Linked DNA regions of Homo sapiens: all the other regions are linked to region 1. A link is a loop called in an ENCODE intact Hi-C map of the cell type or tissue named here. Cell type or tissue: dorsolateral prefrontal cortex. All regions are shown on one strand. Region 1 holds the start of PSTPIP2 (proline-serine-threonine phosphatase interacting protein 2). Region 2 overlaps LOC105372093 (a long non-coding RNA gene). Region 3 has its middle 9.3 kb from the start of EPG5. Region 4 holds the start of EPG5 (ectopic P-granules 5 autophagy tethering factor). Region 5 overlaps EPG5 (ectopic P-granules 5 autophagy tethering factor).

Region 1 (5,000 bases):
AGTTTTCTTTGGGTTTATAATAAACTCACAGAGTATAAATTCTAAGGTCCAGAAGGGCATGGGATGAAAAGTAGGGCTCTCTTCTGCTCTCTCCTATCTCTCAGGCCCCAGATCCCCACTTTAGAGGGGACCATTGAAAGTGTGTGTGTGGGCCGGGCCCGGTGGCTCATGCCTGTAATCCCAGCACTTTGGGAGGCCCAGGTGGGCGGATCACGAGGTCAGGAGATAGAGACCATCTTGGCTAACACAGTGAAACCCCGTCTCTACTAAAAATACAAAAAATTAGCTGGGCGTGGTGGCAGGCGCCTGTAGTCCCAGCTACTCGGGAGGCTGAGGCAGGAGAATGGCGTGAACCCGGGAGGCGGAGCTTGCAGTGAGCCGAGATGGCACCACTGCACTCCAGCCTGGGCAACAGAGCAAGACTCTGTCTCAAAAAAAAAAAAAAAGAAAGTGTGTGTGTGTTCTTTTTTCTTCTCATTCTAGTGACAGCTTGTTTTGCCTTGTTTTTCACTTATTAATATATCTGATGATTGTTCCATATCAATACGCAAAGAGCTTCCTCATTTTTTATGCTTGAATATGATTTCATTGGATCGATATATGACAATATATTGAGCTAGTACTCCATGGATGGACATTAATTATTTCAAGTCTTTTGCCAAAATAACCACACTGCTATGAACAACTGTGTCATCTTTTACTTTGCATATGTGAGAATATATTTGTAAGGTAAGTTTTTTGACATGGACTTAATGGGTCAAAAGATAGGGGCATTTTACATTTTGATCACATGGCCAAATTTCTCTTCACAGATATTTTTATTTTATTTTATTTTGAGATGGAGTCTCACTCTGTCGCCCAGGCTAGAGTGCAGTGGTGCAAACTCAGCTCACTGTAACCTCCACCTCCCAGGCTCAAGCGATTCTCCTGGCTCAGCCTCCCGAGTAGGTGGGATTACAGGTGCTGCGCCACCTCCGCACGGCTAATTTTTGTATTTTTAGTAGAGACGGGGTTTCACCATGTTGACCAGGCTGGTCTCGAACTCCTGACCTCAAGTGATCTGCCTGCCTCAGCCTCCCAAAGTGCTGGGATTACAGATGTGAGCCACCCTGCCCAGCCCTTCACAGAGATTTTCAATTTTTATGTGCAAAATTGTCTGCTTATAAAGTGGCTAGCCCTGTATTCTATCAAACTTTTTGTTAGAAAAAATACATTGAGTGATTTTAGAAAATACTTATGAAATACTAAGTTAAAAAAGCAAGACTCAAAATTTTATGTACAGTAAGAACTTACTCTTGCAAATATATAGTTGAAAGAGAGTATGCCAAAATATTCACAGCGATTATCTTAAATGTATTATGTCTTAAATATATTAAATAATTTCATTATTTCATAATTGCTATAATATTGTTTAATTTTGTTAGTGTCTTAGTATGTTTTCTGTTGCTTATAACAGAGTATCTGACATCGGGTAGTTTATAAAGGAAAAGAATTTATTTCTCACAGTTATGAAGGCTGAAAAGTCCAAGGTTGAGGGGCCGCATTTGTGCCAGCCTTCTTGCTGGTAGGGACTCTGTGGCATGGGGTGTAACATGGCAAGGAGGTTGATCATGCTAGTTCAGGCCTCTCTTCCTCTTCTTCTTCTTTTTTTTTTTTTTTCTGAGATGGTGTCTCACTCTGTCTCGCCCAGGCTGGAGTGCAGTAGCACTCTCGGCTCACTGCAGCCTATGCCTCCTGGGTTCAAGCGATTCTCCTGTCTCACCCTCCCAAGTAGCTGGGACTACAGGCGTGTGCCGCCACACCCGGCTAATTTTGTATTTTTAATAGAGATGGGGTTACATCATGTTGGCCTGCCTGGTCTTGAACTCTTGACCTCAGGTGATCCACCTGCCTTGTCCTCCCAAAGTGCTGGGATTACAGGCATGAGCCACTGTGCCCAGCCATCTCTTCCTCTTCTTATAAAGCATAAAGCCACCAGTTTCATCTCCTGATAACCCATTAATCTACTAACCCATTAATCCATGAATGGGACTAGTGGCCCTCGTGACCCAATCACCTCTTAAAGATCCTACCTCTCTCAATACTGTCTCATTTCAGATTAAGTTTCAACAAGAATTCTTGGAGGGGGCAACATTCAAACCACAGAAGTTAGTAAAATATCCTAAATATGTCCCTTGGATATAGCACACACTTTGTTTGTTTTTTTACTCACAATACCTGCCCCAGAGATGAGCTGTTTGAGGAATGAAGAATATTTTCCAGCAGCGTGGATGACCATTTGCAATTAAAAACTTTGTCACCAGATGGCGGAAGAGGGTTAAAATTCAGGGAGCTTAGAGTCTGAGTCGCGAAAATCAAGCACAATGTACTGTGAGAGCTTGTGAAACGTTCTAATAACTTAAAATTATACATGTATTAAAAATTAAAATGTGACAATTAGAATTGTATCTAAACTATTTTTCCAGAATATTTAAAACTTCCAGGAAAAACCTTAGTGGTGTCTTCAGCTCTCCCGCTTCTATGTCCCCAGTTTGTGCCATTTCTTACCCCCTGCAGTTAAGCCTAGCTTCCTAGTGCCTACCACGTCCTCTGCTGCCCCTTGATGGTTCTGCCAGGCTTCTCTGCCTTCCTTCTAATCTCACTGCTTTCAAAGGATATGAGCAAGTACGTAAATGGATGCATCCCTTGGAGATGCTTGGTGGCTGGAGGCCACCTCTCCATCTTTGCAGTTGTGGATGACTTTATTGGTGGGAGTTCATCTGAGTGGGGCTGGCTGCAGTTTTATGGAGCAGAACTTGTTCCAGGTGCTTCACATAATTCTAGCAATTGCCCTTTCACTGTGTCTGGGTGTAGCTAGAACCTGCTCCAGGGGTGAGTGCTTGCTTCTCCAGGCTGGGCTGGTGCCAGTCTTGGCAACCTTGACCTTTATCCTCCCCACTTTGAGCACCTATTCCTCTGCCCAGGATGGATCTGCCCCAGGAAGGATGTCTGTCTTTGCATCTATTTAGAAGGGCAGAGCTCTAACCTTGAGCTCTTCATCCCTTAAATAAACTGTGATCTTGGGCAAGCCATTCAACCCCTCTGGGCCTCAGGTTGGGCTTCGGGCCTGTCGCACCAGGCAGTACTTTGTCATAAGCCCTGCATTACTATTAAAAGTCATGGCAAAAACCGCAATTACTTTTGTACCAATCTACTACAATGCAGAGAGGGGTCTGACCTGCCCTGGGGTTTTATTTGTGAGGGTGGAAGAGTGGAGGGAGAAGAAGGAATCTTGGGCCCCTCTTGCTGGGGTGGAATGGGCAGGGAAGGGTCTTGCCTTTTGAGAATGGAAAGGGAGTCAGAGAGCGGCTGAGCTCCTGGAAGCCCTGTTAGGACACCACCAAGTGACTAGAGTCAAGGGGAAACAGCAGAGATGACCTCTCCATGACATTTTAGACTAAAACGTGACCCCATTCATTAAAAACACCTGCAACAACAAAAAGTAAAATAAAAAATGAACCGTCCCCCAGGGCCTGATCTGCAGCAGGTGCCGGTGGGGCCCGCCGTGAAGCCAAGGCGTCTGCGGGAGTTGTCGGCCCCAGGCCTTCTGTAGCTTAAACCGGGTCCTCGCGACCATCTGATCAGATCCCGTCTATCACCCCGCAGAGCCTGGATTTCGTGCTGTCCAGGGGGCCTTGTGGGCAGGAACCCAAGCCAGGACCAGTTATTTCCAATACCCAAAGACTTCCAGAAGGAGGCAGCTAGCTTCGGGCTGATATATTGATCGTGGCCCGACGCTGTGGGGCTTTAAATGGGCCTGGGTCCGGGTGCGGGCTGCAGCCCCTGGCCGGGTGAGCGCCGAGGGTCCCGCCCAGGTCTCGCGCAGGGAGCGCAGAGCGCCGACGGCGGCCGTCGCAATCGGGAGTGGTTTAGGACCCGGGGGCGGCTTCCCTGCGCGAGTGTGGAACGCAGAAGTTGAGTCTGCGGAGCCGCGGGCAGTGGCAGTCAGGCCTCCCCGCTCTGTGCTACCTGCGGCCCGGCTCTCCTCCGCGCCCCCACTCGCGCTGCGATGACGCGCTCACTGTTCAAGGGAAACTTTTGGGTAAGTCGTGGGGCCGACAGCGGATCGCGGGGCTCAGGACCCGGCCCGGGCGGGAGGCCAACGCGGCGGGCGTGGGGGGCTCCCCAGCTCCGGCGCCACTCGGTGACCGCGCGCCCGGGGGCTTGGCGGAGCTCGCGCGTGAAGGGATCGGGGCCCCAGCCCCACTGCTCGAGGGGCAGACTTGGAGCGGACGCCGGGCTGCTGTTCCCTCTCTGTCCCCCGCTACCCACCGCGTGCCCGCGAGTCCCGGGGGCTCGGACTCCAGGGCCCACCCTCTGCCGCCCGCGCCCCCAGCAGCGCGTGCTCCTGAGGACGCAGAGAGCCGAGACACCTTAGAGTCAGGACATCAACCCCTCCTCTCACAGGCGAAGCAGAGACCCTTAGGGAGGCGAGACCCGTCCGGGGAGAGTCTCTGCCGGTCCCTGGAGCTGAGCCGTGAGAGGATCTGGGGGGATCTGGTGTGGGGGCTTGTGAGCTTTACCGGGTTGACAGCAGCAGCTGCCCCCCGGGATCGTCCTTTCCAGGAAACGTACAGCATAGAGGGCTTCCCTTTGCTGGAGCTTTCCCTGTTCTACAGCCTTGTTTCCCGAGCCCCCTCCCCAGGCCATTGCCCCAGCCCTTCCGTCCAGGCCCCATAGCGGGGCTGATGGTGTGGGAGACCCTATAAGCTGGAGGGGGTACCCCACCCAGCCCGGTAGGGCCAGCCCAGCCTGGAGGGAGCAGGTCTGCCTGTCCCCCTCCTCTGTCTAGTCCTCTTCCCTCTGTCCTCTCACTCCCCAGGTGCCCCTCAAGGTCCATGCCCCCTCATTCAGAGGAGCTGTCCTCATCCCTTTAAGACAGGAGCAGGAGGCTGCAAACCTCAAAGTTGACCGCAGCTGCCAAGGGGCCCTGACTCCTTACTGGGGCTCCTGCTTGCCTC
Region 2 (5,000 bases), 380 kb after region 1:
TTCTGTAGATGTCTGTTAGGCCCATTTGGTCAGGTGTCGAGATTGAGTCCTGAATGTCTTTGTTCGTTTTCTGCCTTGATGGTATGTCTAATACTTTCAGTGGGATGTTGAAGTCTCCCACTATTATTGTGCAGTTATCTAAATCTCTTCATAGGTCTCTAAAAACTTGCTTTATGAATCTAGGTGCCCTTGTGTTGGGGGCATGTCTATTTAGGATAGTTAGGTCTTCTTGGTTAATTGAACCCCTTTACTATCATGTAATGTTCTTTGTCTTTTTAAAATTATTTTTGGTTTTAAGACTATTTTATCTGAAATTAGAATAGCAACCTCTGCTTTTTTCTATTTTCTGTTTGCTTGGTAGATTTTTCTCCATCCCTTTACTTTGAGCCTATGAATGCCATTGCATGTGAGATGGGTCTCTTGAAGACAGCATATACTTTGGTCTTACTTCTTTATCTAGCTTGCTACTCTATGCCTTTTAATTGGGGCATTTAGCCTATTTACATTCAAGATTGATATTTATATGTGTGGATTTGATCCTGGCATTCTGTTGTTAGCTGGTTATTATGCAGACTTGATTGTGTGGTTGCTTTATGGTGTCAATGGTCTCAGTACCTAAATGTGTTTTTGCAGTTGCCAGTGATGGCCTTTCCACATTCAGCATTCCCTTAAGGATCTCTTGTAAGGCAGGTCTGGTGGTAATGAATTCCAAGAGCATTTGCCTGTCTAAAAAGGGTCTTATTTTTCCTTTGCTTATGAAGTTTAGTTAGACTGCCTGTAAAATTCTTGATTGGAATTTATTTTCTTTAAGAATGCTGAATACAGGCTCCCCAATTGCTTCTGGCTTGTAGAGCTTCTGCTGAAAGATCCACTATTAGCCTAGTGGGATTCCGTTTGTAGGTGACCTGCTCCTTCTTTCTAGCTGCCTTTAACATTTTGTTTTTCATTTTGGCCTTGAAGAATCTGATGACTATGTATCTTGGGGGTGGTCATCTTGTATAGTATCTTGCAAGGGTTCTCTGCATTTCCTGAATTTGAACATTGGCCTGTCTAGTGAGGTTGGGGAAATTTTCATGGATGATATCCTTAAATGTTTTCCAAGTTGCTTGTGATCTGTGCTTGCTCGCTCTCATGTGCGTGCTCTCTCTCTTTCTTTCTCTCTTTCAGGGATGCCAGGGAGTTGTAGATTTGGTCTCTTTACATAATCCCATATTTCTCGGAGGTTTTGTTTATTCTTCTTTATTGTTTTTTCTTTATTTTTGTCTATTTTGTAGAACTGGGCTTCAAACTCTCAGATTCTTTCCTCAGCTTGGTTGATTCTGCTGTTAATATTCGTGATTGTATTATGAAATTCTTGAAGTGAGTTTTTCAGGTCTATCAGATCAGTTTGGTTCTTCCTCAAAATGCCATTTCATATGTTATCTCCTGTATTGTTTTATTATATTCCTTAGATTCCTTGGATTGGGTTTCAACTTTCTCCTGGATGTCAATGATAATGTTCTCTGTTCCTGTCGGTAATCTGAATTCTTTTTCTGTCATTTCAGCCCCAGGTAGGGACCATTGCTGGGGAACTTGTGTGGTCATTTGGAGGTAAGAAAACATTCTGGCATTTTGAGTTGCCAGAGTTCTTGTGCTGATTCCTTCTTATCTGTGTGGGATGATGTTCCCTCAACCTCTGAAGTTGCTGTCCTTTCGATGCATGTTTTTTTCTTTGCTTTTCTCTTCTTTGCTGCCCTTGGGGGTTTCATTGCAGTATAAGGTAGGTTCAGTTGACTGGGTTCATTTCTGGAAGATTTTAGGGGCCACGGCTCAGCTCAGCACTCCTGGTGGACTCTAAGTCTGGGGAGTTGGTACCAGGACCCCAGCTTTGTTATCTGGCCCCGTGAGATTGGGAACCTGCTGCATCAGAGGGTCCAAGGTGTTCCTGGTCCATTAGCCACAACCCTCTGATGGGTGGTGCCAGACAAAGTGCTTCTTTGGGGCGGTGGCAGCAGGATCTGTGCTCACTCACGTGTTCTGGCACCTGTGGCAGCGCCGCAGGGTGCTTATGCCTTGGTGGGGTTGGGGTACCAGCAGAAGTCGAGCTGCTGCATTCCTGTGTGCACTTGTACCTGTGGCAGGGTGCAGGTGGGAGCAGGGTTGCCAGTGTCCATGCTTACACTTGCACCAGTGGTGGCAGTGGCAGGGTGCTGGCAGTCACTGGGCTGCTGACCTTCATGGGCACATTCACCTGTTACCTCATTTAACCATTAAAAGAACTACAGTAACAGGCTAATAAATTAGTTCCTTGTTAGGATGTGAAATTTGGGCTCAGAGGCATTAAATAAATTTCCAGGCCCCACAATAAGTGCGTTTCTTAGAAGCTGTGCACTCTCCTGAGATCCAATGTCCCTTTGAGAATCAGTGAGGTGGGGGACAGGCCTAAGCCTGGAAAACTAGATGCCTAGAATAGAATGCAAAAGCCTGGAATGCAAAAGGAGGGCAACGAGCAAATGGAGCATTCCGTGGCTTTTGGAGGGTCTCTGGCGCCCTCTGCTGACAGTGTGAAAGTTTCATAAGCCAAGGAGTGTGCAGCGTGCCCAAGTCCGTTGATCATACAGAAGGATGTGTGAGCATGCAAAAGGGCACAGAAGGTGGGCAGTGCAGATGAAGGGAAGGGACAAAGGTACAGAAAGAGCCATCTTCGTCCTAGGTACATGTAAGTTTCTGTCCCCTATCTCTTTGCAGACAACTGGGTTCACTGTCTCTTAATTTCAAGGAAAAGCATGCTTTTCAAACTTCGATATGCACAGGAATCACCAGGGATCCTGGGCGGGGCGGGGCGGGGGGAGGGGTGCAGTCTGGGCTCCAGCCCCAGTGTTTCTGACTATTAGGTCTGAAGGGGCCTTAGGGATCTGCGCTTTTTAACTACATCCAAGTGAGTCTGATTCAGGTGGTTCTTGGACCACACTTTCAAAAAGCAAAACAAAACAACAACACACACCTTAATATTTAAGTTTAAAAAAATGGACAGTTCAGAAACAAACTAAAATTGTGGCTTCTACATTCAGTTGCTAAAAAACACCCCAGAGGAATTCATAGGTTACTGTGTTATTTCTGCTCTGACCTGGTTGAAGATAAAAGCTACAAGTCTACAAAACACACACACCCCAACCATCCTGTTAGCCGAACTCTCCAAGATGAAATTAAAACAATCCAATAGCATTCAAGTCAGTAAGTCTACTCTTGCAAAAGAATGATTCCAAAACTCGAGGTGTTTGGAAGTGTACTCGTAGAGATGTTAATATGTGGACACACACACACACACACACACACACACACACGCCCTTCTCTGATAAAAGAAGGATAAGTGATTCATTAAAAGCACACTGGCATTAAAGTCTTTGAGAAGCCAATGCTAATGAAAGATGTTAAACTTTATTTGGCTTAATGTACCTGGATCTCATTGGATCATGTGACTTTTTCTTATTTAAAATTTTTTCTTTTGGATATGTATTTAAGATCCATGACTGATGAGTTATGGAAATACTACCTTAAAGCAAGAGGAATGTGAACTAAAGATTTTTCTGGATTCTGAAAAACAATCCCATATGCAAAAAAGAATAGTCTTTTCAATAAATAGTGCTGGGGCAACTGAATATCCACTTGCAGAAGATTGGGGACTCTACTACCATATACAAAAAATAACTCAAAGTGGATCAAAGACCTAAATATAAGAGCTAAAGCTATGAAACTTTCAGAAGAAGAGTTTTGTCTCCTCCCTAGCCTGAGCCCTTAACACTCAGACAGTTTCCATCTCTCCATGGAAGCCCATCCAGCACCCTTTTATTCTCCTCGGATAACAGTCTCAGAACCAGGAGTTCAAATAGTAAGTGAATCAAGCAGCACGGATATCCTGTGCTCAGTAATATGTTTGGTCTCCAAAGTATGTTGTGTTCAAGTAATTATAAGATGAGGTCTTTGACTTTAGAGTTTCCCATCTTGCTGAGCAAATAAGACCCTCCACCCAGGTGGCAGGTGATACCAGATAACATAAAATTGAATGTTGAATTATATGGTCAATATTAAATTTATGTAAAAACTAGAGTTTTCTTAAAGAATGCAGAAGCTTCTAAGACATTCATGAGGGAGGTAAATTGAAGTTTTTGGGGTGTGAAAGGCACAAACCATTTATACGTCCCTCAAGTTATGCCAAATCATATTTCCATTCTTTTCCCCCAGTGTCAACAGTAAGTGGGGTTCCCATGAGCTCCTCTCTGAGCCATTTGGGCGACTGCTGTGATGGTAAGGAGGGAGGGTGGGCATGGGCCACAGAAGCCATGGAGCCAGCTGCAGGTCTGCTGCTGCTCTTGACAGATGGTAGCCACCTGCCTCAATCCCCACCCCCGCAACCCCAGTCCCCGTCAGGGCCTTTCTAGGATAAGGCCTTACAGTGACTGGATTTGCAAGCTGCACACTGACCCATGGCCACTCATGCAATCATGTCCTGGGCTTCTACGTGAATTCTACTCAAATTCCTGTGCTGAGACCCCCTCTGTCTACCCACCTCCTTCAGTTCTTCAGATAGCCAGGAGAATTGGCCTTCTTAAGTCATTTGCGATGCAGGTAAAAATGCAGATACCCCATCACTTACTGAATCCCAATATCTTAGGGTTCAGGGGAGGTGCTAGAATCTGCATTTTGGTTAAACATTATCTTGCTTAGTACCCACCTCCTGGAATTAATTCCAGGCTTACAGGGATGCTGAAGTAGGGGTCCATCTGTCAGTAAATATGTATCCACGTGCCAGGCCTGGAATGGGGGCCATGAAAATACATAATCTGGCCCCTCAGAGGTTATAATGTGTTGGGGAAGATGAGTTATTCACAGGTTGTGGTGTGATGTGTTGGGCAGGAAGCCAAGTCATGGGGGTGCTCCCCACTCACACGCTCATGATTGGGTGAAATCCGGCTAAACATTGATTCAAAGAGCACCCAGGGGAGTATGCAGGGATGGGGAAA
Region 3 (5,000 bases), 97 kb after region 1:
AAGAAGAGAGGAGGAGGAGGAGGAGGAATAATACAGTATATCTGTGGTATTAAAATTTCATGGGAGTTTTTGAATTCAGAAGGCATGTTAAAAAAAAAAGAAAGAAATAAAAAAAGAAAAGTTTCATAGGCTGACAGGAAAAAAAAGTCTAAAAAGGATATTAAGGGAGTGATAATGAAAAAAAAATTGAAGGCCGGGTGAGGTGGCTCGTGCCTGTAATCCCAGCAGTTTGGGAGGCCAAGGCAGGCAGATCCACTTGAGATCAGGAGTTCAAGACCAGCCTGGCCAAAACATGGTGAAACCCCGTCTCTACTAAAAATACAAAAATTAGCCATGCCCAGTGGCATGTGCCTGTAATCCCAACTACTCGGGGAGGCAGGAGAATCACTTGAACCTGAGAGACAGAGGTTGTAGTGAGATGTGATCGTACCACTGCGCCCCAGCCTGGGAGACAGCGCAAGACTCCGTTTAAAAAAAAAAAGAAAAAAAGAAAAAAAATTGAGAAACACTGGTTTAAGATGATGTTATGTGGAAACCATAATGTTACATTACACACTGTATAAGCTCCTGGATTGTGGTGCTGGCTGAGGCAAGGCTAGCAGGAAAGGCAAATCCATTCTTGAACTCAATCCCAGTAGACAGAAATGCTTCCAGGGTAGAATGGGTTTGATGGGATCAATTTGCCACCAAGTGGATGGTTGGTTTCCTTGAGGACTGGTAACATATTTAGAGCTCAGCCTCAGTCTCTAGGCTAATGGATCAGGTATTCAGTGGTAGTTGCTACATCGGGGTTGGTGAGCAGGGAAGTCCCCTTAGCTGCATTCCTGCCACCATGGCTACTCTGTTAATGGGCCCATTGAGGAAGCACCAGAGTGGCCAAGGACAGAGGCTTGCTTACTGCACTGGATGAGTCATCCCTGCCACCTGGTTGCTCTGCACCTGCTTTGTGATGGATATTCTCTCATAGGCCTTGGTATGAGACACAAAGAGTTGCACATTTTGTTGCCTAATTCCAGAGGCCACTTGCCTGCTTCTTCTCTAGGCCTCTTTGTCTTCAGTCTTCTATTTATTTTTATTTTATTTGTTTTAGATTCAGAGTGTCCCTGTGTCGCTCAGGCTGGAGTGCAGTGGTGTGGTCTCGGCTCACTGCAGCCTCTGTCTCCTGGGTTCAAGCGATTCTCCTGCCTCAGCTTCCTGAGCAGCTGGGATTACAGGTGCCCACCACCATGCCTGGCTAATTTTTGTATTTTTAGTAGAGACAGGGTTTTACCATGTTGGCCAGGGTGGTCTCGAGCTCCTGACCTATCTTCCTGCCTCAGCCTCCCAAAGTGCTGGGATTACAGGCGTGAGCCACCATGCCCAGCCTGTCTTCAGTCTTCTATTTCCTCCCTTGCCAATCAGTCAGGTCACGTGCCACAGCCCAGGAATCTATGTATATTATTTACTGTGGGCTATGTCTCCCTTCACAGCAAGCTGATGAGCAGCTGGACTGCTTGACTCCTGTGCTTTGAGCGTATTCCTCTTCGCTGCTGTTTTCCACAGTCCCTCCTGAGTGGACTGTCATGTGGCAGCAGTCCACACGGGTACAGAGCAACAATTAACATATAGAGCTGACCTATTCTTGACCAGGCCTGAGTTTTTCTCCATCAACTGGGTTGAAGAATGCCTTCTCTGAGGCCATAGGTATGAGGTGAGGGAGAGGCACAGATACAACAGAGAAGGGTAATTGATGAGTCTGCATCACCTTTTGGGGCAACATACTTGTGCTCCCTGGATTTGCTTAGGCCTGATCCAGAATGTACCGTTTCTACGCAGTGCAGTCATATGCACCTGCAGTCCCAGCTACTTGTGAGGCTGAGGTGGGAGGATCCCTTGAGCCCAGGAGTTTGAGACCAGCCTGGGCAACATAGTGAGATGCCGTCTCTATAAACAACAACAACAAAGAAACCAGAATGTACCATTTCCACTGCAGGAAGGATTACTGATGTGCCCTCCTGACCCGTGACTCAGGGGATCTGAAGAAAGATAAAGTAATTTGGAAGTAACATCATTTCTTTTTATATTCACGTTATCTTTATAATTTTGCAAAATGCATCTCTTTAAATGATGCCATAAGGGCTTTCTGGCTTTCCCACTATTCCCTAAGTGACCCAAGCTTGTGATTTTCTGCAGTGTGTCAACAGCAGTTGATAAAAACCAACCTACTTGATAGTCCTTAGAATTACCTTTGCCCCATATCTTTCAAGTGTTAGTAATGTTGCATGAGCTCTTCCACCTGTTTCACCCAAATTCACCACGAGTGAGGCCTCAGTAACTGTGATTCTGCAGCATAGTTTTTTTTTTTTTTTTTTTTTTGGTCTGCCTGTGCCTCTTTAATCATGACATCACATCAAGACTGAACCACAAGGGTTTGGCATTCTAATGGCTTGCATTACATATGAACATAATTGAAATGCAATGTGGTAATAGAGGCATTTACAAAGACCTGTGAGGTTCAAGGGAGAAATAATTATTTCTCATGAATGGGTGAAAGAGAATGAAGCATTTCAATATTGGTAACTGGTATCACAGGGGTTTGTTGTACAGATTATTTCATCACCCAGGTACTAAGCTTAGTATCCAATAGTTATTTTTTGAGACAGAGTCTTGTTCTGTTGCCTAGGCTGGGGTGCAGTGGCATGATCTCGGTTCACCGAACCTCCACCTCACAGGCTCAAGTGATCCTCCCACCTCAGCATCCTGAGTAGCTGGGACTATAGGCATGTGCCACTACTCCTGGCTAATTTTTGTGTTTTTTTAGAGACGGGGTTTCGTCATGTTGCCCAGGCTGGTCTTGGACTTCTGGGCTTAAACAATCCTCCAGCCCTCAACCTCCCAAAGTGCTGGGATTACAGGTGTGAGCCACCGCGCATGGCCCCAATAGTTATCTTTTCTGATCCTCTCCCTTCTTCCACCCTCCACCCTCAAACAGATCCCAGTGTCTGTTCTCCTCTTTGTGTCCATGTATTCTCATCACTAAGCTCCCACTTATAAGGGAGAACATGTGGTATTTGGATTTCTGTTCCTGCATTAGTTTGCTAAAGATAATGGCCTCCAGCTCCATCCATGTTCCCAGAAGGGACATGATCTCGTTCTTTTTTATGGTGCAGCACAGATGTTATCACCATTTCATTTCACCCTGACTGAGACCGCCTTTGCAAAAATATTAACTGAGAAGATTATGACAGTGAAAGATATCAGACCTAACTGACCCTATCTTGCTTCTAACCTCTAAACTGTCCTTGTTCATTCCTGGGCATAGGCCAAACTAGCTTTGGGAAGGAATTTAGTGATAGTTTATATAACAGCCCTTCCCAAAAGGCTAAATTGTTCTCATAAAACAAATAAAAGGGCACTAGCCACCAAGTCAAGATGAGAGGGGCTAGAATTCTTTTTGGCGTGATCTGAGCTCACTGCAACCTCCACCTCTGGGGTTCAAGCGATTCTCCTGCCTTAGCCTCCCGAGTAGCTGGGATTACAGGCACCTGCCACCATGCCCGGCTAATTTTTGTATTTTTAGTAGAGATGGGGTTTCACCATATTGGCCAGGCTGGTCTCGAACTCCTGACCTCAGGTGATCCACCTGCCTCAGCCTCCCAAAGTGCTGAGATTACAGGCGTGAGCCACCGCGCCCAGCCCTGGCTTATATTTTTGTTGTCTGTCTTTTAGTATAGTTTTGTTTTAGGTTGAAGGGACAGCTATTGCCAGAAATTTCCATTTAAGTGCCAAATACATTTAAATTTCATGGCCTTAAATATCTGGTTCTCATCTGTAATCCCAACACTTTGGGAGGCTAAGGCGGGTGGATCACCTGAGGTCAGGAGTTCAAGACCAGCCGACCAACGTGATGAAACCCTGTCTCTATTAAAAATACAAAATTAGGGCTGGGCGCGGTAGCTCACGCCTGTAATCCCAGCACTTTGGGAGGCCGAGGCGGGTGGATCATGAGGTCAGGAGATAAAGACCATCCTGGCTAACGCAGTGAAACCCCGTCTCCATTAAAAAAAAAAAAAAAAAATTAGCCGGGTGTGGTAGCAGGTGCCTGTAGTCCCAGCTACTCAGAAGGCTGAGGCAGGAGAATGGCGTGAACCCGGGAGGCGGAGCTTGCAGTGAGCCGAGATGGCACCACTGCACTCCAGCCTGGGTGACAGAGCGAGACTCCCCCTCAAAAAAAAAAAAAAAAAAAAAAAAAAAAAAAAAAAAATTAGCCGGGCGTGGTGGCACATGCCTGTAATCCCAGCTACTTAGGAGGCTGAGACAGGAGAATCGCTTGAACCCGGGAAGCGGGGAGGTTGCAGTGAGCCGAGATCGTGCCATTGCACGAGATTGCCTGGCCAACAAGAGTGAAAATCCATCTCAAAAATAAAATAAAGTAAAATAAAATAAAATAAAATAAAATTTTGGAGGAGTCAAAATTTATATGCAGATTTCAACTGTGTGGAGGATTAGTGACCCTAACTCCTGCAGTGTTGAAGGGTCAACTGTACTTGTATGACTCATTTAATGTTTGGAGATTATAAGAGGAAAAAAAGGACAAAGTTTATATGCTTTGCTGCCTATGGAAGCAAAAGTCTGTTAATGGAAAAGAGCCCACCTATGGAAGACAGTTTGTTAGAAAAACATAGGTTGTACATTTTTGGTACGTACTTGCTCTGGGAGCTAATTGTCTCAAGAAACTGAAATAATGTAGAAGCAACCTGATTCTTTCGCAATTTTAAAAAATGCATTTAGTAATGAAGAATGATGAAATAACGCCTTGTGCTGTTATGATGTACAGAAAGTAACTATCTGTATCATGAATGACTTCTCGGAAATCATATGTAAGAGGTTTCACCAAGCAGGCATTGCCACCAGATGGCAACAGAGACTCTGGAATGGAATTTTGGAAGGAGATTTAAGAAAGGTCAACCCAGCGTACCTTCTAGAGTTCAGCAGCTTTCACTGAACCTTGCTTTTACTCT
Region 4 (5,000 bases), 110 kb after region 1:
TTGAATTGTCTGGCTGTTGGCCTCACTTTCTGAAATTAATCCAACGACAGATAACTTCGTGATGGAAAATGTAGGTCTCCTTAGTAGTTAGCCCTCTGCCAGGTGACTTCGTTTCCACCTCCCCTTATATATTGTTCTTCCTTCCTCTCTAAATTCTCTAAATCTCTGCTTATACAGAGCAATCTGGCTCTCTCTGGCCTCTCCAGTCATCATACATCATACTCACATTCACCATCTTGAGAAGTGCAGTAAGCCACATAAATGCAGCAGAAGTACCTTATGCAGTCCTAGGAGGCTGTGGTTTTGAGTTGCTTTTTTTTTTTTTTTGGAGACGGAGCCTTGCTCTGTCACCCAGGCTGGAGTGCAGTGGCACGATCTTGGCTCACTGCAGCCTCCACCTCCTGGGTTCAAGCAATTCTCCTGCCTTGGCCTCCCAAGTAGCTGGGACAAGTAGCTGGGACTACAGGCGCACGCTGCCAGGCCTGGCTAATTTTTTGTATTTTAGTAGAGATGGGGTTTTACTGTGTTGCCCAGGCTGGTCTCGAACTCCTGAACTCAGGCAATCCGCCTGCCTCGGTCTCCCAAAATGCTAGGATTATAGGTGTGAACCACTGTGCCAGGCTGAGGTGCTTTTTAAAGAACCTTCATTTCTTTCCTCCTTCTCCTCTTTCTCCCATCCTCCCTGATTAACCTCTTTTTTGTGTGGAACTCACCCCTGCCCTGGTGTCATCCCTTCATTCAGTCTTTCCAATGTATGCCTCTTTTACCAGTTAGGCGATGATACACGTATCACAATGTATCTATGCATTGTGTCTGCTTCCCAACTAAACTGTAAAACATGCAAATTGAGAGTAGGGTCAGTTGTGTTTTGCTGACCAAGTAGTGGGTAGCACATAGAGAACTTTAAATGTCATAAATGACTTAAACTGGGAGAGGTCAGAGAGCAAGGGTATTCCAGACTGGGAGAAATATCAGCAAAAGTTATGGATAGTAATGGTGGTATAAAGATTTTGTTTATATTGGCCAACTCTTTGCAGGTGATAACTTTATATACATGCACACACACACACACACACACACACACACACACACACCAGGACATACAAAGTACATGTATATTCTGAGTAGCTTAATAATTTTTGTTGTTGAGGATTTGGGAACAAAATACACGAAATTGTATTATATACTCAATTAAAATATCATCACAAACAAGCAAACTGCATCTCTGAAGTCTTTTCCATTTTTCATGCCATATTGCTGGATTTTTTATTCTAGGGTATGCTACAGGTGGGTGGATGGTCTTTTTCCTCCCTCCCATACACTCCATTTCCTTTTCTTCTTTTTCTTTTCTTTTCTTTTTTTTGAGATGGGAGTTTCGCTCTTGTTGCCCAGGCTGGAGGGCAATGGTGCGATCTCGGCTCACTGCAACCTCCGCCTCCCAGGTTCAATTCTCCTGCCTCAGCCTCCCGAGTAGCTGGAATTACAGGCGTCCACCACCATGCCCGGCGACTTTTTTGTATTTTTAGTAGAGTTGGGGTTTCACCATGTTGCCCAGGCTGGTCTTGAACTCCTGACCTCAGGTGATCCACCCGCCTCGGCCTCCCAGAGTGCTGGGATTACAGGCGTGAGCCACTGCGCCTGGCCCACTCCATTTCAACGATCTTACCCCACCGCCAGACAAAACTCATACTCATTTGTGTGATTCACGAAATATTTATTTAGTATCTACTATGTGCTACTACGTGCAGTGTTCTAAAGACCCTTGGATACATCAGGCAACAAAATTAAGAACCCTGCCTTTGAGGATCTTACATTCTGGGAGGATTGACAGACACTAACAATAAGGATACAAGCAAATCACAGAAATCCTAGAGCTGGGAAGGGAAGATGTGGACAAGTTTTTCACATCTGGAAATTTCAAATGAAGCACACTGTAAAATGTATACTAAGAATACTTTTACGGATCTTATTTATCTTGTTACCTGTTTGCCTGTCCTTTTAGGAGCACATGTCTTTTTTCCAGTCTGGGAATTTGTACAGTAATGATAATTAATAACTACCATGTACCGACATGCCTGCCGCTACCAGGCACCTTTCTGGGAGAGCCCATTAAATTCTCATGACATCCGAAAAGGCAGGTGTGATCATTCCCCTTTACAAAAGAGGACGCCGAAGTGCACACCCCGATGGGCGTCAGGGTTTCTTCCTTGCGCGCAGTGCGGATTTAGGCTAACCGACTGGATCTGGTTTATCTGAAGATGAAAAAAAAGAATGGCAAACCCACTTTCCGGATTTCTTCAAGCCGACGCGGGTGAGGTGTGCGAGCGCGCCCGGGATCCGCACTGAGTGAGGTTCCGCAGAGCCGGGAGACGGAGGAGGTGGGTCAGCCTGGGTCGCTGCCCTTGTCCAGCGCAACCCAAGACACCTGCGCGCCGGGTGGAGCCAGGGCTAGGGGTGGGGCCTGGGCTCCGGGAAGGGGGCGGGCCTGCCTTCCTCCAGTGCAAATGCGTCCTGGAGTGGTTTGTCCTACGTTGCGGCCCGTAGAGGCGCCGACTCACCGCCTCTTCTCCGGGAGTGGCGGAGATTCGATCATGTGACAGTCCGGAGGCCAGAACCGGGCAGGTTGCTTGAAGCGCAGGGGTTTGACAAAAACAAACGGTGACGGCGCCGCGGAAGGGTCTATGGCCGAGGCGGTGAAGCCCCAGCGCCGGGCCAAGGCCAAGGCCAGCCGGACTAAAACAAAGGTGAGGATCTCCCCCACCCTCCCGAGGCTCTGGCAGTGTGCTGTGTCTCCTTGCTCCTCTCTTCGGCCTCCCCAGCCAATTCTACTCCCGTTCCCTGAGCCCTCTGCATCTTCCGCCTCCACCTTCCAATATTTGATCCCACCACCCGTTGACACCGGCCCTTCTCCTCCATTCCTTCTCCATATCCCCCTGCCACACTCTGTCAGGACCCCATTTTTCCTTCTCCCTCCTGTGACTTCACTGGCCTCTTCCTTTTCTGCTCTCTTGGCTTTCCTCACCTGGGTCTGGTTTCCTGCCGTGAAATAATTTTTCTCTTTCCAGCCCCATCGTTGACTCTCTCTTTACTCTTTTATATCCTAGAACATTTTTAGTCCCTGCCATGCATAAAGAGGGAATGTTCCCCTCCTCCACGCGGAGAAGGTACCTTTGGCAGAACTTTATAAGTAGACTAGTGCTGTGCCATTTCTGATCACTTTGAAAGTTCAAGATGATAGTAGTGCTGCCTCTGTTTATTTCTTATTGTCTTGATTGTTTATAAGGGGCATGAATGGCTAGAAATTAACCCAGGGCGGGACTCACACAGTAGGGAAGTGTTTGAATTTTCTGAGTTTCCTGTATTAGACTACATGTGGTATTAGAGTGATTTTAAGTTGATTTGTTTATAAGTGCAGTCTGGATTTTCATTTTATTATAGTACATATATACACATATATACATATGTACACATATATACATATATACGTACATATATACATATGTGTGTGTGTATATATATGTATATGTATTTTTTTTTTTTTTTTTGAGACAGAGTCTTGCTCTGTCGCCCAGGCCGGAGTGCAGTGGCGCGATCTCGGCTCACTGCAAGCTCCGCCTCCCAGGTTCACGCCATTCTCCTGCCTCAGCCTCCCTCCCGAGTAGCTGGGACTACAGGCGCCTGCCACCACGCCCGGCTAATTTTTTGTATTTTTAGTAGAGACGGGGTTTCACCGTGTTAGCCAGGATGGTCTCGATCTCCTGACCTCGTGATCCGCCCGCCTCGGCCTCCCAAAGTGCTGAGATTACAGGCGTGAGCCACCGCGCCCAGCCTATGTTTTGTTTTGTTTTTGTTTTTGTTTTGATATGGAGTCTCGCTCTGTCGTCCAGGCTGGAGTGCAATCTCGGCGGAGTGCAATCTCGGCTCACCGCAACCTCCGCCTCCCGGGTTCAAGCGACTCTCCTGCCTCAGCCTCCCGAGTAACTGGGATTACAGGCATGCGCCACCACACACGGCTAATTTTGTATTTTTAGTAGAGACGGGGTTTCTCCTTGTTGGTCAGGCTGGCCTCAAACTCCTGACCTCAGGTGATCCGCCCATCTTGGCCTCCCAAAGTGCCCGGATTACAGGCGTGAGCCACCGCGCCCACCCTATTTATATATATTTTCTAAGATGAACAGATTAAATGCTGCTCCCGCATGGCCAGACCTCATAATTTTGGCTTACCTGAAACAGAGTTTACATTTGGGAAATAAGGAGGATGGTATTACAAGTACAGGACATTTTTTTCCCCAGAAGTGGGTGATGTTCCAAAGCAGGTGTAATTTAAGCATGATACTGTAATCCGATTTTCTCATGGGAACAAGGTTTTAACAGGAGGGTAGTGTTCATAGGTACCATACTTAGTAGACTGTAGATGACTTATGTGGATTTCTTTCATTATGATGCTCTTTTTTTTTCTTTCCAACTTTTATTTTAGGTTTAGAGGGTACAAGTGGAGGTTTACTACATGGGCAAATGCACACCTTGGTGGTTTAGTGTGCAGATTATTTTGTCACCCAGGTAATGAGTATAGTGCTTGACAGGTGGTTTTTTTATCCTTCCCTTCTTCCCACCTTCTGCCCTCAAGTAGGCCCTGGTGTCTATTATTCCCTTCTTTGTGTCCATGTGTACTTAATGTTTAGCTCCCACTTATAAGTGAGAACGTGGTATTTGATTTTCTGTTTCTGCATTAATTTGCTTAGGATAATTACCTCTAACTGCATCCATGTTGCTGCAGGGGACACGATTTTGTTCTTTTTTATGGCTGCATAGTATTCCATGCTGAGTATTTACCACGTTTTCTTGATATGACTTTTTAAACGGCTGTAGTGGAGTTAGACACATTGGTGTATCCAGGTCTGTGAGGAGTTATTCTGGTGAGAAAGTCATTTTGGTACCAAATTTCAGGAATTTTATTTATTTATTTTGAGACAGAGTTTCGCTTTTGTTGCCCAGGCTGG
Region 5 (5,000 bases), 160 kb after region 1:
CTGTTAAAGAATTTGCTTTTGGGTTTCAGAGCCTCTCAAAGAATTCAGCATTCTCGAATGTCCTTTTGAAATCTGAATTTTCAAAAGATTGATAAAGTTTGACAGTCACATAGTGACATTTTCTTTTTTTCTTTTTCTTTTTTTTTTTTTTGAGACAGAGTCTTGCCCTGTCGCCCGGGCTGGAATTTTACAATGGCACAATCTCAGCTCACTGCAACCTCCACCTTCCGGGTTCAAGCAATTCTCATGCCTCAGCCTCCCGAGTAGCTGGGATTACAGGAGTGCACCACCACACCCAGCTAATTTTTCTATTTTTAGTAGAGACAAGGTTTTGCCGTGTTGGCCAGGCTGGTCTTGAACTCTTGACCTGAAGTGATCCACCTGCTTTGGCCTCCCAAAGTGCTGGGATTACAGGTGTGAGCCACTGTCCCCGGCTTTACTTTTGGTTTTCATATCTTTCTATTCCCTTGCACTATAACGTTGTATTCGCCAAGGAATTTCAGAAATGAAAATGAGGTTAGACTAGATGACTCTTAAGACCCATACCCATTTTGGGGTCTGTGAAGTGTTTTGACAGAATAAAAAGCTGCCCTACATGTCTTGCTACCAAGGAGGTTAAAATGTTAACTAGTGGATTGGAGAAGTGAGTTTTATGTGACTTTTAAAAAATATATTATTGAATTGAAAACAGAATGTTTGGTGTTTCAGTTGGATCACTTAGAAAGAGTTAACCGTTTGCATTTATGTTCATTTTGTGGCTACTCAAAGCCCTTTCTTTTTTGTAGAAAGCCCAGACCCAGCTGAAGCTCCCCATCGTGCCATCCCTCCAGAGGCTGCTGATTTATCGCTGGGCCCACCAGGCTCTGGTCACACCTTCTGATCACCCCCTCCTGCCACTCATTTGGCAGAAGTTCTTCCTTCTGTATCTTCACCGTCCGGGACCACAGTATGGGTATGCTGCCCAGTATTGTAGGTTTCTGTGAGTCCATTTCTGCCTTTGCACTGCTCTCATTCTATGTGTTCTTAGACTGTGGAGTGTGAGTTGGAATCATTCTTTGGTGATCTCTGGTGAGGACTCTTTCTCTGTCTCTATGTTTGACATTTATTAGACTGGATCTTTATTGAGTTGCTGGTGTCTTGTGGCAGCTTCTCTTTACCATCTTCCATGACCAGTGTAGTAAAGACAACACCCTGGGATTGGGCAAGGTTTCACACAGAACTTCTGGAGATGCAAAGGGAGAGCAACTGCCTTAAACTGAGGCTGCCTGTGTGACCGTCATGGGGCTTGTAGGAGGGGACCTTGTGATGAGTGGTGCGCGTGTGAACAAAGGCCAGGCTTTGTCTGTCACCTGTAGGTTGTACTTGGGAATATTCAGCATTTTCATGGGATTCATATGAAGATACTCCACCCAGCCAGAGCCATCCACTATTACGAACCATTGCTCTCTAGCTCCTGCCTCAATTCCTCATTCCCTTAACTTACTCATTTGAAATATATAGATACTGGCTGGGCATGGTGGCTCACACCTGTAATCCCAGCACTTTGGGAGGCCAAGGAGGGAGGATCACTTGAGGTCAAGAGTTCGAGACAAGCCTGGCCAACATGGTGAAACTCTGTCTCTACTAAAAATAGAAAACTTGGCCCAGCACGGCCAGGCGCGGTGGCTCACGCCTGTAATCCCAGCACTTTGGGAGGCCGAGGCGGGTGGATCATGAGATCAGGAGATCAAGACCATCCTGGCTAACATGGTGAAACCCCGTCTCTACTAAAAAAAAAAATACAAAAAAATTAGCCAGGCGTGGTGGCGGGTGCCTGCAGTCCCAGCTACTTAGGAGGCTGAGGCAGGAGAATGGTGTGAACCCAGGAGGCGGAGCTTGCAGTGAGCTGTGATCACGCCAGTGCACTCCAGCCTGGGTGACAGAGCAAGAGTCTGTCTAAAAAAAAAAAAAAACAACCCAGCGCAGTGGCGCATGCTTGTAATCCCAGCTACTTGGGAGGCTGAGGCAGGAGAGTCAGGAGAGTCGCCAGGAGGTGGAGGTTGCAGTGAGCAGTGATTATGCCACTGCACTCCAGCCTGGGTGACAGAGCGAGACTCTGTCTCAAAAAAAAAATGTATATATATATATATATGTGTGTGTGTGTGTGTGTGTGTGTGTGTGTGTATAGATAGATAGATAGATAGATAGATTCTTAGTCGCTTCTGTTTTAGTTTTTGCCAGATTGCAAGTTCTTCAAGAATAGAAACCATCTTTATGCTGTACCTCTAAGTAGTGATGTCTTAAATTTGTGTAGCATTTCACACTTTTTAAAACTACTTTCATATACACCATCTTGTTGGACCATCAAAATAATCTTTGAGGTAGAAATAATAGGTGTTAATTTAATGGTGTATATCCACAATCACAGTAAATTGCCTTGCTAATTAACTGCTATTTTATGCCATACAGAAAGTACATCTTGTGTTGAAAGGTTATAGATCTGTGCTTGTGTTTTTTAAGGTTACCCATAGATGGTTGTATTGGAAGAAGGTTTTTTCAAAGTCCTGCTCATATCAATTTGTTGAAAGAAATGAAGAGACGTTTGACCGAGGTGGCTGACTTCCACCATGCTGCAAGCAAGGCCCTCCGTGTTCCAGCAGAGGGCAGTGAAGGGCTGCCAGAGAGCCACTCTGGCACCCCTGGTTACCTGACTTCACCAGAACTGCACAAGGAGCTGGTGAGGTGAGTATGGTTATTTAGCCACCTACATTGTTGTTTGCAGCACAGGTACTATGCTGGAGCAGTTAACTGTGTTACAAACTGCTAGATGTTATTCTCTTAACACGGTTAGATTGAATATGGAAGGTGGCTTTGATATAGATTTGCATCTTGAAATGTTTCTCTTTTATGTTCCTCAAGAGAACTGAATCAACAGTTTGGATGTACTTGTGTCGAGTGCCTGTAGTCTGAGCGATAAATCCTCTTCTACTTCTTTACGTAAAAATAGAAATAAGCCAAATTTTATCATAGCAGGTAAACAACTATTAAAGCCTGCTAGACAGCCTGGGCAACATAGTGAGACCCTATCTCTACAAAAAATAAAAAAAAAATTAGCCAAGCCTGGTGGCGTGCACCTGTGGTCCCAGCTACTTGGGAGGCTGAGGTGGGAGGATCCCTTAAGCCCAGGAGGTCAAGGCTGCAATGAGCCATAATCATGCCACTGTACTCCAGCCTGGGCAACAGAGTGAGACTCTGTTACAAAAAAACCTTGCTAGAATAGTTCTTTTTTTAAGAAGGAGTGTCTCACTATGTTGCCCAGGCTGGAATGCAGTGGCTATTCATAGGCACGATTATAGTGAGACGATCATAGTGCACCTCAGCCCCAAACTCCTGGGCTCACGTGATCCTCCTGAGCAGTTGAGACTACAGGTGTGTGCCACCACACGTAGCTTAGAATAGCTCTTCAAAAGAAACAAATGACCAGGGCAGGGCTCTTTAAGTGTGGTTCATAGATCCTTCACGGGATTCAGGGATCCACCTGAGATGAGGGGTCTAGTAATCTCCCAAAAATATGTGCCCTATAAAATCAGGGTACAATATTTGCCTCCTCTAAAAGGTTAAGAACTCTGAAGTAGGTTTGGATTCCTTTCACACTATTCCTTCCCCTTTCATTTATAAGTTTGATATAAATCAAATACTAGTCTTACAAATAAGACTTAATAAAAATGGCTCTTAAGAATTAATCCTCAATACACAATAGCTAGGTGAGGTCCCCATTTCATCTAGCACTGAGGCCTTAGGTTTATTTGCCCTCAACCTTTTACGACTCTCTGTCAGCCTCCAGAATGATTTCTTCCCTTATGTTGCTTGTTGAAGGAGAACTTATTTTTAACCAGCCTTAACCAGTGGACGGCTTTCTCTGTGAATATTTTAGATAAGCCAAGAGAGTCTTTGATATTCCTTTCTGCCTCTGTTATATCCCCCTCCTGGTATGTGTTCATAAAGTGGCCATCTATTTCACTGAGCCAGAAGCTGGAGGAGAGAACTACTTAGCAACCTCTTCCCTGTAAGAACCCCAAAGCCCTGTCCTTGTCTGTCTTCCTGGACTGGCTGTTGCAGAGGTAAAGGAGGTAATTTTCCACTTTATTGAGTAAAGTCAGGCCAGACCATCTCCCAGTCCCCTACCCAGTAATTTGTGTATTTGCCGACTATTTTTCTAGCACTGCTGGTAAAAACAAAAGCAAAATAAAAATGAAGGAAGTATTGTATTTTTAAAAGGTTTTTACTGGAAAATTGGAATTTTTTTTTTTTTTTGAGGCAGAGTCTTGCTCTGTCACCCAGGCTGAAGTGCAGTGGCACAATCTTGGCTCACTGCAACCTCTGCCTTCCGGGTTCAAGTGATTCTCCTGCCTCAGCCTCCTGAGTAGCTGGGATTACAGGTGTGCACCACCACACCCGGCTCATTTTTGTATTTTTAGTAGAGACAAGCTTTCACCATGTTGGTCAGGCTTATCTCGAACTCCTGACCTTGTGATCCGCCCGCCTTGGCCTTCCAAAGTACTGGAATTATAGGCATGAGCCACTGCGCCCAGCCAGAACTTTTATTTTTTTAAGTCTGATTTGATTTTATTCCTTCTTGATGAGAGGGGCGTACACACATGCTGTGATATTTATTTGCGATTCTCTGAGGTGGGAGATGGTTCTTGAGCCTAAAGCTGGAAAATTCCTACAATGCATAAGTTTAAAATAGCTCTTAATATTTTCTCTGAAAATGTTTTTATTTGAATGTATTATTTTTGCTTTTCTAAGCAAAAATAACTGACTGAATTGCCTAGGAAAGAAAAGCTCCAGATTCAGATCCCAGGTCTGTGGTAAAAATCATCTTTTCCAGTTATTTTTTTCTGTGTACTGTATTTAAATCTACTTTAAGAATTGTTGTCAGAGCCCCTTCTTCATACCTTTTGTTTTAGCAATTATCGCATCATATTTGAATAATCTGTGACGTGCCTCCCCTGCTGGAC

The links. Hi-C counts contacts between places; a loop is a spot of excess contacts. Peaks named below come from ENCODE experiments on the same cell type or tissue, not always from the same donor. Only the 100,000 strongest peaks of a DNase experiment are listed, where the experiment ranks them.
Region 2: it touches region 1 in a loop (9-fold over the local background); 41 of 110 quality-filtered maps call a loop at or near these places.
Region 3: a loop joins it to region 1, with 5 times the contacts of the local background. A loop is called at or near these places in 75 of 110 quality-filtered maps.
Region 4: a loop joins it to region 1, with 3 times the contacts of the local background. A loop is called at or near these places in 73 of 110 quality-filtered maps.
Region 5: a loop joins it to region 1, with 3.0 times the contacts of the local background. A loop is called at or near these places in 31 of 110 quality-filtered maps.

Annotation. Positions count from the first base shown.
Region 1 is chr18:46,071,237-46,076,236 of GRCh38, reverse strand. It overlaps PSTPIP2 (proline-serine-threonine phosphatase interacting protein 2), which reads left to right and starts at 3,977. Exons shown (of 15, transcript NM_024430.4): 1 at 3,977-4,081. The coding sequence starts at 4,049. RefSeq lists silencers at 3,682-3,841, 3,972-4,021, 4,062-4,441 and an enhancer at 3,571-4,072. In dorsolateral prefrontal cortex, a CTCF peak has its summit at 2,318 (motif pointing right); a DNase peak (open chromatin) is centred at 3,946; H3K4me3 peaks cover 1,419 bases; H3K27me3 peaks cover 1,448 bases.
Region 2 is chr18:45,688,985-45,693,984 of GRCh38, reverse strand. It overlaps LOC105372093 (a long non-coding RNA gene), which reads left to right. Exons shown (of 10, transcript XR_935423.3): 7 at 1,545-1,590. Among named protein-coding and RNA genes, the nearest start is that of SLC14A1, 33 kb to the left of the region's middle. In dorsolateral prefrontal cortex, CTCF peaks have their summits at 2,337 and 2,536 (motif pointing left); a DNase peak (open chromatin) is centred at 2,534; H3K27me3 peaks cover 426 bases.
Region 3 is chr18:45,974,162-45,979,161 of GRCh38, reverse strand. No RefSeq gene overlaps it. Among named protein-coding and RNA genes, the nearest start is that of EPG5, 9.3 kb to the right of the region's middle. RefSeq lists an enhancer at 1,256-1,827. In dorsolateral prefrontal cortex, CTCF peaks have their summits at 4,693 and 4,895 (motif pointing right); a DNase peak (open chromatin) is centred at 4,885; H3K4me3 peaks cover 282 bases.
Region 4 is chr18:45,964,921-45,969,920 of GRCh38, reverse strand. It overlaps EPG5 (ectopic P-granules 5 autophagy tethering factor), which reads left to right and starts at 2,592. Exons shown (of 44, transcript NM_020964.3): 1 at 2,592-2,744. The coding sequence starts at 2,682. RefSeq lists an enhancer at 2,332-2,833. In dorsolateral prefrontal cortex, CTCF peaks have their summits at 2,336 and 2,539; a DNase peak (open chromatin) is centred at 2,540; H3K4me3 peaks cover 2,465 bases; H3K27ac peaks cover 1,203 bases.
Region 5 is chr18:45,908,242-45,913,241 of GRCh38, reverse strand. It overlaps EPG5 (ectopic P-granules 5 autophagy tethering factor), which reads left to right. Exons shown (of 44, transcript NM_020964.3): 22 at 786-952; 23 at 2,500-2,721. Among named protein-coding and RNA genes, the nearest start is that of EPG5, 57 kb to the left of the region's middle. In dorsolateral prefrontal cortex, a CTCF peak has its summit at 2,633 (motif pointing right); a DNase peak (open chromatin) is centred at 2,641.